Regions from separate parts of the Homo sapiens genome. Here regions 1 and 2 are each linked to region 3. The links are chromatin loops, found by intact Hi-C in ENCODE. Cell type or tissue: HepG2. All regions are shown on one strand. Region 1 overlaps ROBO1 (roundabout guidance receptor 1). Region 2 overlaps ROBO1 (roundabout guidance receptor 1). Region 3 overlaps ROBO1 (roundabout guidance receptor 1).

Evidence for each region. A loop is a pair of places that touch in the nucleus more often than their neighbours do. Peaks named below come from ENCODE experiments on the same cell type or tissue, not always from the same donor. Only the 100,000 strongest peaks of a DNase experiment are listed, where the experiment ranks them.
Region 1: a loop joins it to region 3, with 2.2 times the contacts of the local background. A loop is called at or near these places in 6 of 110 quality-filtered maps.
Region 2: it touches region 3 in a loop (2.4-fold over the local background); 6 of 110 quality-filtered maps call a loop at or near these places.

What each region holds. Positions count from the first base shown.
Region 1 is chr3:78,986,917-78,990,916 of GRCh38, reverse strand. All of the region lies in intron 3 of ROBO1 (roundabout guidance receptor 1), which reads left to right. Among named protein-coding and RNA genes, the nearest start is that of MIR3923, 520 kb to the left of the region's middle. In HepG2, a CTCF peak has its summit at 2,405 (motif pointing right); a DNase peak (open chromatin) is centred at 2,396.
Region 2 is chr3:78,970,018-78,974,017 of GRCh38, reverse strand. The region is part of intron 3 of ROBO1 (roundabout guidance receptor 1); the gene reads left to right. Among named protein-coding and RNA genes, the nearest start is that of MIR3923, 540 kb to the left of the region's middle. In HepG2, no CTCF peak of the experiment used is centred here; DNase peaks (open chromatin) are centred at 1,177 and 1,757.
Region 3 is chr3:78,842,240-78,846,239 of GRCh38, reverse strand. The region is part of intron 4 of ROBO1 (roundabout guidance receptor 1); the gene reads left to right. Among named protein-coding and RNA genes, the nearest start is that of MIR3923, 660 kb to the left of the region's middle. In HepG2, no CTCF peak of the experiment used is centred here; a DNase peak (open chromatin) is centred at 1,719; H3K4me3 peaks cover 568 bases.

The sequences.
Region 1 (4,000 bases), 140 kb before region 3:
TAAGAGCTTATATTTGCCATTTTATTTTATTAAGCTTGCTTGCTAAGTTTCATTTATAAATATGTAAATCCAGAATTAATTCATTTTGCTGTTCTTTTCACTCATTCAGCAACTATTGATGGGACTTCTATGAGTGCTAGTTACTGAAAATAGCCTGGTATGTAGTTTTTTTTAGTTTATGTATAAAATGTGTTCTTTAAATTTTAATAAAGCCTAACTAAAGATGAAGAACTGATTTGGAGATTTGAGAAAGAATATACATACCTTACTCTCTTTAGAGTGAACTAAACGTAGATTTGAAAGAGGATGGAAGATGCTTAAATTTTTTGTCTATGATTTCTCCTGTGCCAAGTACAATACTTATAAATAATAACCATTCAATAAGTATATATTGAAAATATGAATCCAATCTCATTGCTTTGTTATTAGTTATAAATTATGGTAATATTACCAACTTGTCTTCACTGTTGCTTATTTATAATTAGCTAACAAGGAAAACTGACTTGTTTGCCAGAACCTGTCTCAGATTCATTGAAATATATGCTCGTAGCGGGTGGCAAACTTTTGGCAGGGACACTCCACAGCTCTCCTGTTTAAATGCTGGAGGAAATTTGTAATTTAACATCGTGGAATATTAGCCAAAAAACAGTTTATTCATTTATTCTTACACATTCAGTATGACCAAAATGGCATATCGCCAATCAACAATGATTGAAAGAACACCAAGGGGGAAACAAAATCTAGTGCATTAGGAAAAATATTCTAGTGTATTAAATATTTTCTTAGGAAAAATTTTAAAATTCTAGTTAGTTTAAAAGAGAAATCTAATGTTGACTGATAATTTCTCCTTTCTTTCTTTTTTCCTGCAGTGGCTCTTGCTATTATTAAACACCACTAAGGTGTACAATTCTTTAATCAAAAGGCAAATATTTTGTTTTTATACGCATTATGGACTTTTATTTTGGTTTTCTATGGACTTTTTTAGGCTTCCACTCAATAATTTATTATATACATTTATATTTAAACAATCCAGAAGAGCATTAACTTAATTTATATATTAAATTCAAAAATGTTCCTGTCCAATGGAAGTATCTTTTTTCAATGGTATATAGGGTTTTTTTGAAGTAAATTAGTGAATAGTCAACAATGACAATTAATTTATACAACAGAAGGAAAATGCAAGGCAGCTGTTTTCTGCTTTCTTTCCCACTGAGAAAACTCAATGTTATATCCTAGACAAAGAAAGCTGTATTCCTCTGTTAAAAATAGTTAATTTCTTACTTTTATTTATTATTATTTTTTTCAGACAGCGTCTCACTCTGCCACCCAGGCTGGAGTGTAGTCTTGCAATCTCTGCTCACTGCAACCTCTACCTCCTGGGCTCAGGTGATCCTCCCACGTCAGCCTCCTGAGTAGCTGGGACTACAGGCTTGCGCCACCATGCCCAGCTAATTTTTGTATTTTTAGTAGAGACAAGGTTTTGCCATGTTGGCCAGGCTAGTCTCAAACTCCTAACCTCAAGTGTTCCACCCGCTTTGGCCTCCCGAAGTGCTAGGATTATAGGCATGAGCCCCCGTGCCTGACCTTAAATTTTTTTATTTTTAAATTTTATTTTCTTAAATAGACAAAGAATAACTTTATATTCATGGGCTACATAATAATGTTTTAATACATATAATGTATGGTAAGCATATCCATCCTCTCAAACATTTATTATTTCTTTGTGTTAGGAACCTTCAATATCCTCCTTCTAGCTATTTGAAACTATATTATCATTAGCTATAGTCATTTCACAGTGGTATAGAACACTAGAACTTACTTTACAGTGGTATAGAATGCCAGAACTTATTCCTCCTATCTACCTGTAATTTTATATCCTTTAACAAATCTCTCCCTTCCCTCTATTCTCCCTACACCTTCCAGCCTGTCTCTTCTACTTTTTACTTTTGTGATACCAACTGATATCTTACTTTCGAAGCTCTTATCCCAGCACCTTTTTTTGGTATATGACAGACAATGTATATCACATTCCTCATAACTCAAGGTATGTGATATGTGATCTTTCCATACCAGTGTCTTTCCTAAGGATCATAATTTGGCTAGTATACAACTGTTATATGTTTCCTTTATTTGGTTTGCAAAATAATTGCTTGACAATTTTGATGGAATGTAACAGCCCATTTTAAATCTGTAAAAGTAATAGAAGAGAATAAACCTTGTAACAATTACAAAACAAAGAGTTTTAGAGTTGTGAATTACTTCAGTGACAGAAATAATGCACCAAAGGATATAGCTTAAAACAGTTGATTTTAAAATCTAACTTGTGTAAATATTTTCTCTTCCTGAAATGTGTCAATGATTATCTTGGACCCAGTTATGTTTCATGCTTCCAGCAGGTGGGGATAAAAGGTCTCTGGAGATAAAAGTAATGTAGTGTGCCTTCTAAGGGAAATGTTAGACCACAAAAATAATAGAGATTTGAGAATTATGTTGTGTAAGTTAGGGAAGGTGTTATTCTTTTTCCATCTTCATAGCTCTTTCAATTTGAATTTTTGCTAATTGAAATCCTCCCTAAAATTGCACCAGACAGAGAAGTCTGGTAATTTTGTGAGATAAACACATTTCTCAGTAAAAAATTGCCTTTTAGTTCGTAGCTCTGTTTAATTGTGATGAAAACGCTGACAAAAAGGGAACTTCGAATTAAGTTGTAAAAGAATGAGAGAAAAAGAGAGAGAGCAAGATTTTAAAGTCCACTCAAGTGAAAATGACATTTGGATAGTTAGGTTGTGTACATGATCACAGCTCTTTCCCAAGATTATTTCACTATCCATGATGCTAAAGAAGACATTGCCATGTCTATTTACTCACCAAAAGTTATTAAGGGAATATACATTGCGTGTAGAAAACAAGTGTGTTTTCACTTTTTATCTTGTTCATCAATTATTTATTATTTATATTTGGGTACAGTTCTAATTATTTAGCAACTTTATATAATATAATTATGTTTTATTTTGGTGGGTACATAGTAGGTGTATGTATTTATGAGGTTTGTGAGATATTTGGATACAGGCATGCAATGTGTAATAATCGCATCAGGGTAAATGGGGGTATCCATCACCTCACACATTTCTCCTTTGTATTACAGATAATCAAATTATACTCTTTTAGTTATTTTAAAATGCATAATTAAGTTCTTATTGACTATAGTCACCCTGTTTTGCTATGAAATACTAGGTCTTATTCATTCTTTCTAACTATTTTTTTGGTACCCATTCACCATCTCCACCTCCCCTACACCTCATGGCTTTTACCTCAAGGACCTTTATGAAGGCAAAGACCAGAGATAATTAAAATGTTTTAAAACTATAAATGTTTTAACAGTATCCCTCCTCACTTCTTAGAAAATAAATATCTGCCTAAAGGAAGGATGGCTAGTCTCCCTCAGAAAGCACAGGATTTATTACTTGCCTTCACTCTTCTTCATTCTTATGCCCTGTATTTTATTGCTGATATAATTTCTTGAGGCTTAAGAGTCTCCCTGCCCCAAACCCCATCTGTTGCGTGTGTGTTGTGATACGTTGTTTACTTACTTTATTGTGGTTTTGTAAAGGCAATGTATAGTTTCTTAATTTTGTAGTATAGGTAGCTCCAAAGAAACATATACTTATTTTAAAAAAAACTATTTCTAAATATCTTACTCTTTCTTTTTTCTTCTTCTTTTTTAAAACGTGTTACTCTTTCCTTTCCATCACCTCACCCTGTGTTTATGGCACAAAAAAAAAAAAAAGCAGTTTTTTTTTTTCCTTCCAGAAACTTAGAGTACTTCGTCATGTTTTGGGGGGAGAGGTTAACATTCAGAAACACTGCTGTGTTTTATTGCCAGTAAATGTTTTTACTCACTAGTGAAAAGTTTGTAAATAGGCACTGTTTAAGAAAACAAAGAGATAATAAGTACTCAGACTTTTCCCTTCAAATTCTCTATACCTAGTAAAATGCATTG
Region 2 (4,000 bases), 130 kb before region 3:
TTAACAGTTTCATTTTGGTAGCTCATCTACTCAGTCTTATAACTTTCTGCTAGACCAAAGTTGTACAATGCTGATTACGTATTTGTAAGGAAAATATGATACACACTCAAGAGTTTTGAAAATAATTCTCTAAGAAACTTAATGTGACTGTACTACATGTCCACCTCAGACATTATTGTTTAGAATAAAAACTTTAGAACAATTCAGAGAACCGATATATGATAAATATGCGATATTTATGTAACCTTTTTCATCTGAATAAATTAAATTTTTAGCTAACATTACTTCCTCAGTTCTCACTGAAAAATATGAAAAGTATGCCAGAATTTATTTAATTGCCTTGTATGCTTGGAAGTATATAGTAATCTGTGGTGATTGCAAAAAAGTTTACCTTCAAGCTGTTATTAACCTAAGAAGCTATATATATATATATATATATATAGCTTCATATATGTATAGCTTCTTATATATATTCTTATATATATTATATATAGCTTCTTATATATATAATATATATATAGCTTCTTATATATATAATATATATATAGCTTCTTATATATATAGCTTCTTGTATAGCTTCTATATATATATAGCTTCATATATATATATATATGAAAGGTATATAATTGAGTATTAGTCATAGATAAGAAGATAGGTCTTTTTTTCAGTACAAAGGGGACATGGATGATATTGGTCTAACAAGGCTTAATGGAAGACAAGGAGATAAAGAGAGCCTTGAAGGCAATGGAGAAGTGGAGGAGTGATAACATAAAATTTCTAGCAAGTTTTCCATGGTGACACAGTCCAAGGGAGGAAAAGCTGGAATTAATAGGGAAATTAGTATATTATGACTATTTCATTGCAAGCAAAAGAAACTCACGGAGTAACAACAAGACAGCAAAAACTCATTGACTCATTTGCTCAAGCCATAGAAAATGCATTGGCAGGATCAGACTTAAAAGCCAAGTGAAACTAATGACTGAGTGCCATCAGTGTGCTCTGGTTCTCTTTTCTCTGCTTCTTTTTGTGTGGTTGTTTTATTTTTCTACTTTACAGACAAATCTTTTTTCTGTGCAAGAGCAAACATGATGCTTGGCATCTCACAATCTAATAGCTTTCCCCTGCCAGCTCCAGGTAGGAAAATCCCAGGAAGGATTCCAGTTTCCCCAACATTAGTCATCTGTGTATTCTGGTACCAGTAATTGGTATCACCAGCCTGAGGCCTTTGCTTACCACTGTGATCGAGGAATGGAACCTGATATCTGAAAAACAGAGGAAGGGTGTACAGGCCAAGGACTTTCCCACTATCACCAAAAAATTGCCACCATGGGAAGTTTATATGTAGCTGAAGAAAATTTCTATTTGTCCCTTAACAATGAGGGGGAATGAATGATTTTAATAATCTTTTAAACCAATCCATGAAAGAAAACGAATCATGAATGGAATTAGGAATGCCACCCACTGTCTAATTTCTTTATATGTTAGTGAGCTTATAATACAACTCTAGTTAGTACAGCCCTGACCAGAGTTGTGTACATTGTTTGTTTTCAAATTGTAATATCATTGTCATAATATTATATCATCAAATTCTCAAAATGAAAAATTCTAGAGCTATTTTAAGGTAAATCCGTGGATCCATTTTTCATGTTTGTGAAAGGTATGATGTTATGATTATACTATGTAGCGTTGACCTGGTTTTCAAAGCACAGATGTTGAAAGAACTGTCCTGTTTGTTTAATAGACCTTCAAAGGTTTGCCTTTGACACTTCTTGGAAAATACTCAAACTAAGCCCTTTGTTCATGCAAGAAGTAAAAGGAATTTATAAAATTACACTGTGGACTGTAGTCATCTGTGTGAGAATTAACTCATATGACCAATGGCTATGTTCCTTGTTATGACTATTTATAAGGAATGTGTTTAATTAACTTTTGAGATATTTTAAAAGATTTAAGGCCGGGCGCGGCGGCTCACGCCTGTAATCCCAGCACTTTGGGAGGCCGAGGTGGGCAGATCACAAGGTCAGGAGTTCGAGACCAGCCTGGCCAACATAGTGAAACCACCTCTCTACTAAAAATACAAAAATATTAAGTGGGCATGGTGGCGGGCGCCTGTAATCCCAGCTGCTCTGGAGATTGAGGCAGGAAAATTGCTTGAGCCCAGGAGGCGAAGGTTGTAGTGAGCCAAGATGGCACCAGTGCACTCCAACTTGGGTGACAGTGCAAGACTCTGTCAAAACAAACAAACAAACAAACAACAACAACAACAACAAAAAAAATATTTAAAAGATGTCAGTACAAAGTATTTGATTTTTTATCTAACTCATACTATTGCATAGAAGCTCTTTTATTTGTCCATTAGATCTCTAAACGTTTTGGTTTTGTGTTAGGCAGGTTAGAGGTATATCAGGGTTCCTGGGTTGAGCAGTATGGTTGGCCTGGCCACTTTACCCATTTTATTCTTTTGAGGGTAACCCATTTTCCTGTAGCAAGACCTCCTTTTCTGTGTATCAGCAGTTCTCAGTCATTTTTTTAGGTTATAGTCTGGTGAATGAACATAGTTGGAGCCACACTTTAGACCTACCAAATCAGAATCCCTGGGTTGAGTCCTGGACACTTCTTTTTTTGAGACAGGGTCTTGCTAGGACACCCAGGCTGGAGTGCAGTGCAGTGGCACAGTCTTGGCTGTCTGCAACCTCCGCCTCCCGGGCTTAGGTGATCCTCCTGCCTCAGCCTCCCGAGTAACTGGGACTACAGATGCCCACCACCATGCCTGGCTCATTTTTGTATTTTTTTAGAGAAGGTTTCACAATGTTGGCCAGGTTGGTCTCAAACTCCTGACCTCAAGCAATCCACCTACCTCAGCCTCCCAAAGTGCTGGGATTATGGGCATGAGCCACCCACAGCTGGCCCCTGGACATTTTTAATAGGAATTTCCCCAGTGATTCTACTCTGAACCAAATCTAAGAAACTGCTTTTGTGTATTCTAGTACACTGTCATATGTGTATTCTAGTATTGTATGTGTATATTCTTTGTACTCTTAATTCTGTTGTTGCCACATATGAGGATACAGTGACTTTTTTTTTTTTTGCAATCTATACTAACAATAAACACTCAGAGATATCAACTATGGTGAGAAGAGCTTTGCTATCAAATGACCTAGATTGAAATCGTAGCCCTATTACTAACTGACTGAATAAACTTGGGTGAGTCACTTGACTGTATTATTACCCATATCCCTATGGTAAATGGGATGATAAAAGCATCCATTTCTTGTGAATTAAATGGGATAAATTATAATTGTTCTGGAAGATGATTTCCTTATTACCTCTGCAAAGATTTTTTTGTCATTTTAATAGTTAATTATTCTACTATTATGGTTAGTTTAGGTTATAGATTATTTTAATATTAAAATCCCTGGACAAGTCATTTGAATTCAGAACTTCTTAACCTATTTATTTTTCAGATTTGGGGAAGTGATAGTTAAACAACAATTATGATTTTAGTTTCTAAAACATGTAAATAAAATCTCACTTTAAAGTACCTTAAAATATGGTAGGGGTAGATATAGTTCACTGTTTGAAGGTTGGACGCCTGTGATAAAAGAGCTGTTTATATCACCCTGCAGTGTAGTATTATTCTAAATCAGAAATTATTTTGGTCTGTTTAGCCAGCATCAAAGAAGGAAAACAGAAAGGAGACATCGTTATGTGAACATATATTACCTAGTTGAGTAATTTTTTCTAAATTATTTAATCTGTGAAGTAAATATTATTATCAGTCCTACAGAATCATCAGTGCTGGGAAATCATTCATTTGAAAAGTATTTAATATATTCAAAATCAATATAATGAAAAATATATTCTCTTGAAGTAATTATTGTAAGTTTACTTTTTCTCTTTTTCTTCACCTTTAATGAGTCTTTGGCTCCTCTGTCCTCTCATTTTAAGAAATAAAATGTGCTCTAAAATATAAACTGGCACAATAACCATTTGTAGGTCA
Region 3 (4,000 bases):
CATGAAGGAAATTACCACTGGAACTTCACTTGTACTGACTATGTGGTGACTTAACTAAAACTCCATGTTGCAGTTTTGTTTGTAATTACAAAAAAGATTACACATTAGATTTTACATTTATATCTTTCTTACCATCTCCCTAGTGTTTAGTGGCGAGAAGCCTCATCCTAGGGCAATTGGCAGAGGAAAAAAAAAATCTTTGGGGCTAATTTCTATGTGTACTTGAAATGTTATATAAAAATAAACCAGGTTTCAATGTTTCAGAGTCTCCAAGGGCCACCTTTACAAACCAGCGAAGTAGGGAACACTACCAGAGTACAGGAAGAATAATTTATTAGTCTGAAGAATTCTGAACACATTGTTTTTAAAAATGATTTACTGCATGGATTTCAAAGCTTTTCTTCATAATCACGTGTATTACCTTATCTGAAAAGGCAGTTTATTGCACTTTTCCAGAGCAACTGCTTGTGCTACTGGGGGATTAAAACAGGTAGACATGCTACCACTTTCCCCTCCGGGGGTTCCCCAGACATGATGGGCATTAGGCTTAGCTTCTAGTGACCTATTCTTGAACCTGTGCCATTCAAAGACAGCATTTGCTTGTGTATTATTTAGAGGGGCCTTTTAAAAAATTCTGTATGCTTTATGAAAATATTTTCTATAATTTATTCAATTTCTTTCCAGTAAATATTTTTCTTTTCATTAGGAAATATATGTGTGTCTGTATAAACACACACGTAGATATCACACACTAAAGTGTATACATATAAAATACAAGAGAAATATACTGTAAGCTACAAATATGAGCCACATGTGTAATTTTAAATCATAGCAACAATAAAAGGAAAAGGAAAAAGGTACAATCACTTTAAAGAATATCATTTAACCCAGTATAATGTGAGCACTTTAAGGTGTAAACAATTTAAAAATGTTAATGAGATCTACACTTTTTTCATATTAAATCTCTAAAATCTGTGCACATTTTATACTTACACACATCTGAATTCATGAGAGATCTACACTTTTTTCATATTAAATCTCTAAAACCTGTGCACATTTTATACTTACACACATCTGAATTCATGATATTCACAGTAGTTAGTGGCTACTTATTAGGCAGCAAAAGGATAGGATACATGCACACTCAAAGACTTATTTTGTAATAAGTCTTAAGGTAGAACTTGAGGAATTCTAACCAAATCAAATTGTGAACATTTTTTTCTTCAATCTACAAGACTAAAGTTGATATCAGAGTGATCTTTAATTTAACATAATTACCTTAGTTATAGACATATGTCTTCAAATCCACAAATGTTAGGCACATGCTTATTTGGTGGTGCACTTAATCCTACACCCTCATTTTCTAGAGACTGCTTTGGAGGAATTTCAAGGTTTTACCTACACTCAAATGGAAGCAGGATTCACTAATTATTGAACCATGAGGCCATCCTAACGTCCATATTATTCACAGAATGTATACTTTCTTGAAAATATATGTAAAAATTTGCATTTAAAATATTTTCAGTGTTAGATTTTGACTTTAAACTTGTATTTTGTTATATTTATGTTTATATTGAGGATCAAGTGTATTTTCAGGTGAGGTAAAAGAGCAGGGAGAACAATGTTACCCAAGCACACGGTATCCCTGAACCCTCTAAATGATTTGCCCTTTGCTCATAAATCTTTTGCCATGGTCAACACAAAGCCTAGTATTGATTTACCAGCGAACCATCTTGTCATCTCTGGGCTCAGGTCCTTTGACCTTTTGTTTGTTCCTGTAAAATTACGGCATATCACAAACTTCTTTTCTAATAGGTCCTTTAAACTTTGAAAGGCCAAGAGACTCTGCGGGAATATATTAAACAGTTGGATAATCCAGAAAAAGGAGGTTAAAAAAATAATTGCAGACAGGTAAAGGTCAGAAAAATCTTTATTGAGTCCAAAAACACAAACAATTCTCTTAGAAGCAAATGACAGAGAAGGAGAAGGCCTCCGTTTAGTTTAGTTCTAACTAAATTCACTTTGAGTTTCTTAGAAAGGCAAATATGTATTTCCTTCATAGTAGCTTAGTAGGGTACAAAGCAAATTTTAAAATGTGGCTGCTTCTAAGCAATGTAAAGGGAACACAAAAATAGCAATTTAAACAACTGTAATCCATATAAATGGAATGATCACAATTTATTTCTCAAAATACCTGTATTGGCATAAAGTGATTTAGTGGAGTTAATACAGTCTTCTTGGTGCTATTTGTCACACACATATAGGCAGGTAAACCCTACAATTGCTGATTTACAGATAAGGCAAAGATAAGTTCAGTAGCCTGCACCTTAATGAAATAAATGTGGGGAATTAGGATTTCCACTTTTGTTCAGCTTATTTCATATTCTTTGACTTAATTGATTGAGAGCTTAATTTATTATATAGGTCCACCACGTGATAATTCCTCTGCTACATATATATTTTATTGCCTGCAAAGAGATTCTTCTCGAACTTTGATTTCTAGGATTATTTTTGCTACAGTTCTATGAAAAAGAATGAAAGTTAGCTTTGCATTGTATATTGTATCATTTGTTTTCAGATTATTACATATCTCTTGTTAAAACTTTTGGAGAAGTATATTATTATTGAAGGAAACTTTCTCCGAGACATACTCCGAAACCTTCAGCTGAGACAAACAGGTTCATCTGATACCTGTTTGTCTCAGGTGATGCTAAAATGCTGTTTTTTCTGCAAGTATAACCAAGTGATGGAACATCAGAGGGCTTTTGGAGAATTGAAGTATATTTAAACAAGAAAGTTGGGCCAAGTATATACCTAAAAAATGTTTCACTCCTCCTTAACAGTCTTTTGCTGAGATCTGTAACACTGTTAGAAAAGGGAATTATGACTTTAAATTCTGCCTTATTAAAGGCGAGTCTCAGTCCCCAATCAGTGAATGAAGGAGGTATTGATTTTGAGTCTGAAAACCAGATTATTTATTTAAATTTTTAAATAGTTAAAACATTCACATAGTTTAATATTCAGAAATTTTAAAAAGGATATTCAGTAAAAGTCCTTTTGCTACCTAGCTCTCCTCCACAGGAAACCCCCAAATTACTAGTTTTAAAAAAATTCTTCCAGATAAATTTTAAGCACATAAAACAAATACATGCTTATCATATAAATAGTAGCATGTTATACATTCTGATATCAGTGCATAATAAACTTCAATCGTATTGAGCTGTATAGTATTCAATATGTGAATTAAATACTTTATCCATTTCCTTCTTAATAAACATTTATATGGTTTCCAATCCCTCTAATGTAGCAAATAGCTCTGTAGTGAATAATCTGGTATAAATGTCCTTTTGAAAGTATGTAAAATTATCAGTAAAATAAATTCCTAGAGTTAACTCACTGCATCAGAAAGTATATGCACCTGTAATTATTTTTAGGTATTGCCAAAGTTTTCTTCCTAGTAGTTGTAGAAATTATTGCTCCAATAGCAAGGCAAGATAGTTCTCATTTTTTAAAAAAAAACTAACCAAAAGTTATTTTTTTTGCCTACCTGATATATCAATATACTTTTAATGTACATTCCCTTTATTATGGGCAATGTAGAGTATTATTTCGTGTGCTTAGGTGCCATATATAAAAATATATATATGGCTCATATATAAATATATAAATGGCTCATATATATAAATATATATGGCTCATATATATAAAAATATATATGGCTCATATATATAAAAATATATATGGCTCATATATATAAAAATATATATGGCTCATATATATAAAAATATATATGGCTCATATATATAAAAATATATATGGCTCATATATATAAAAATATATATGGCTCATATATATAAAAATATATATGGCTCATATATATAAAAATATATATGGCTCATATATATAAAAATATATATGGCTCATATATATAAATATATATATGGCTCATATATATAAATATATATATGGCTCATATATATAAATATATATATGGCTCATA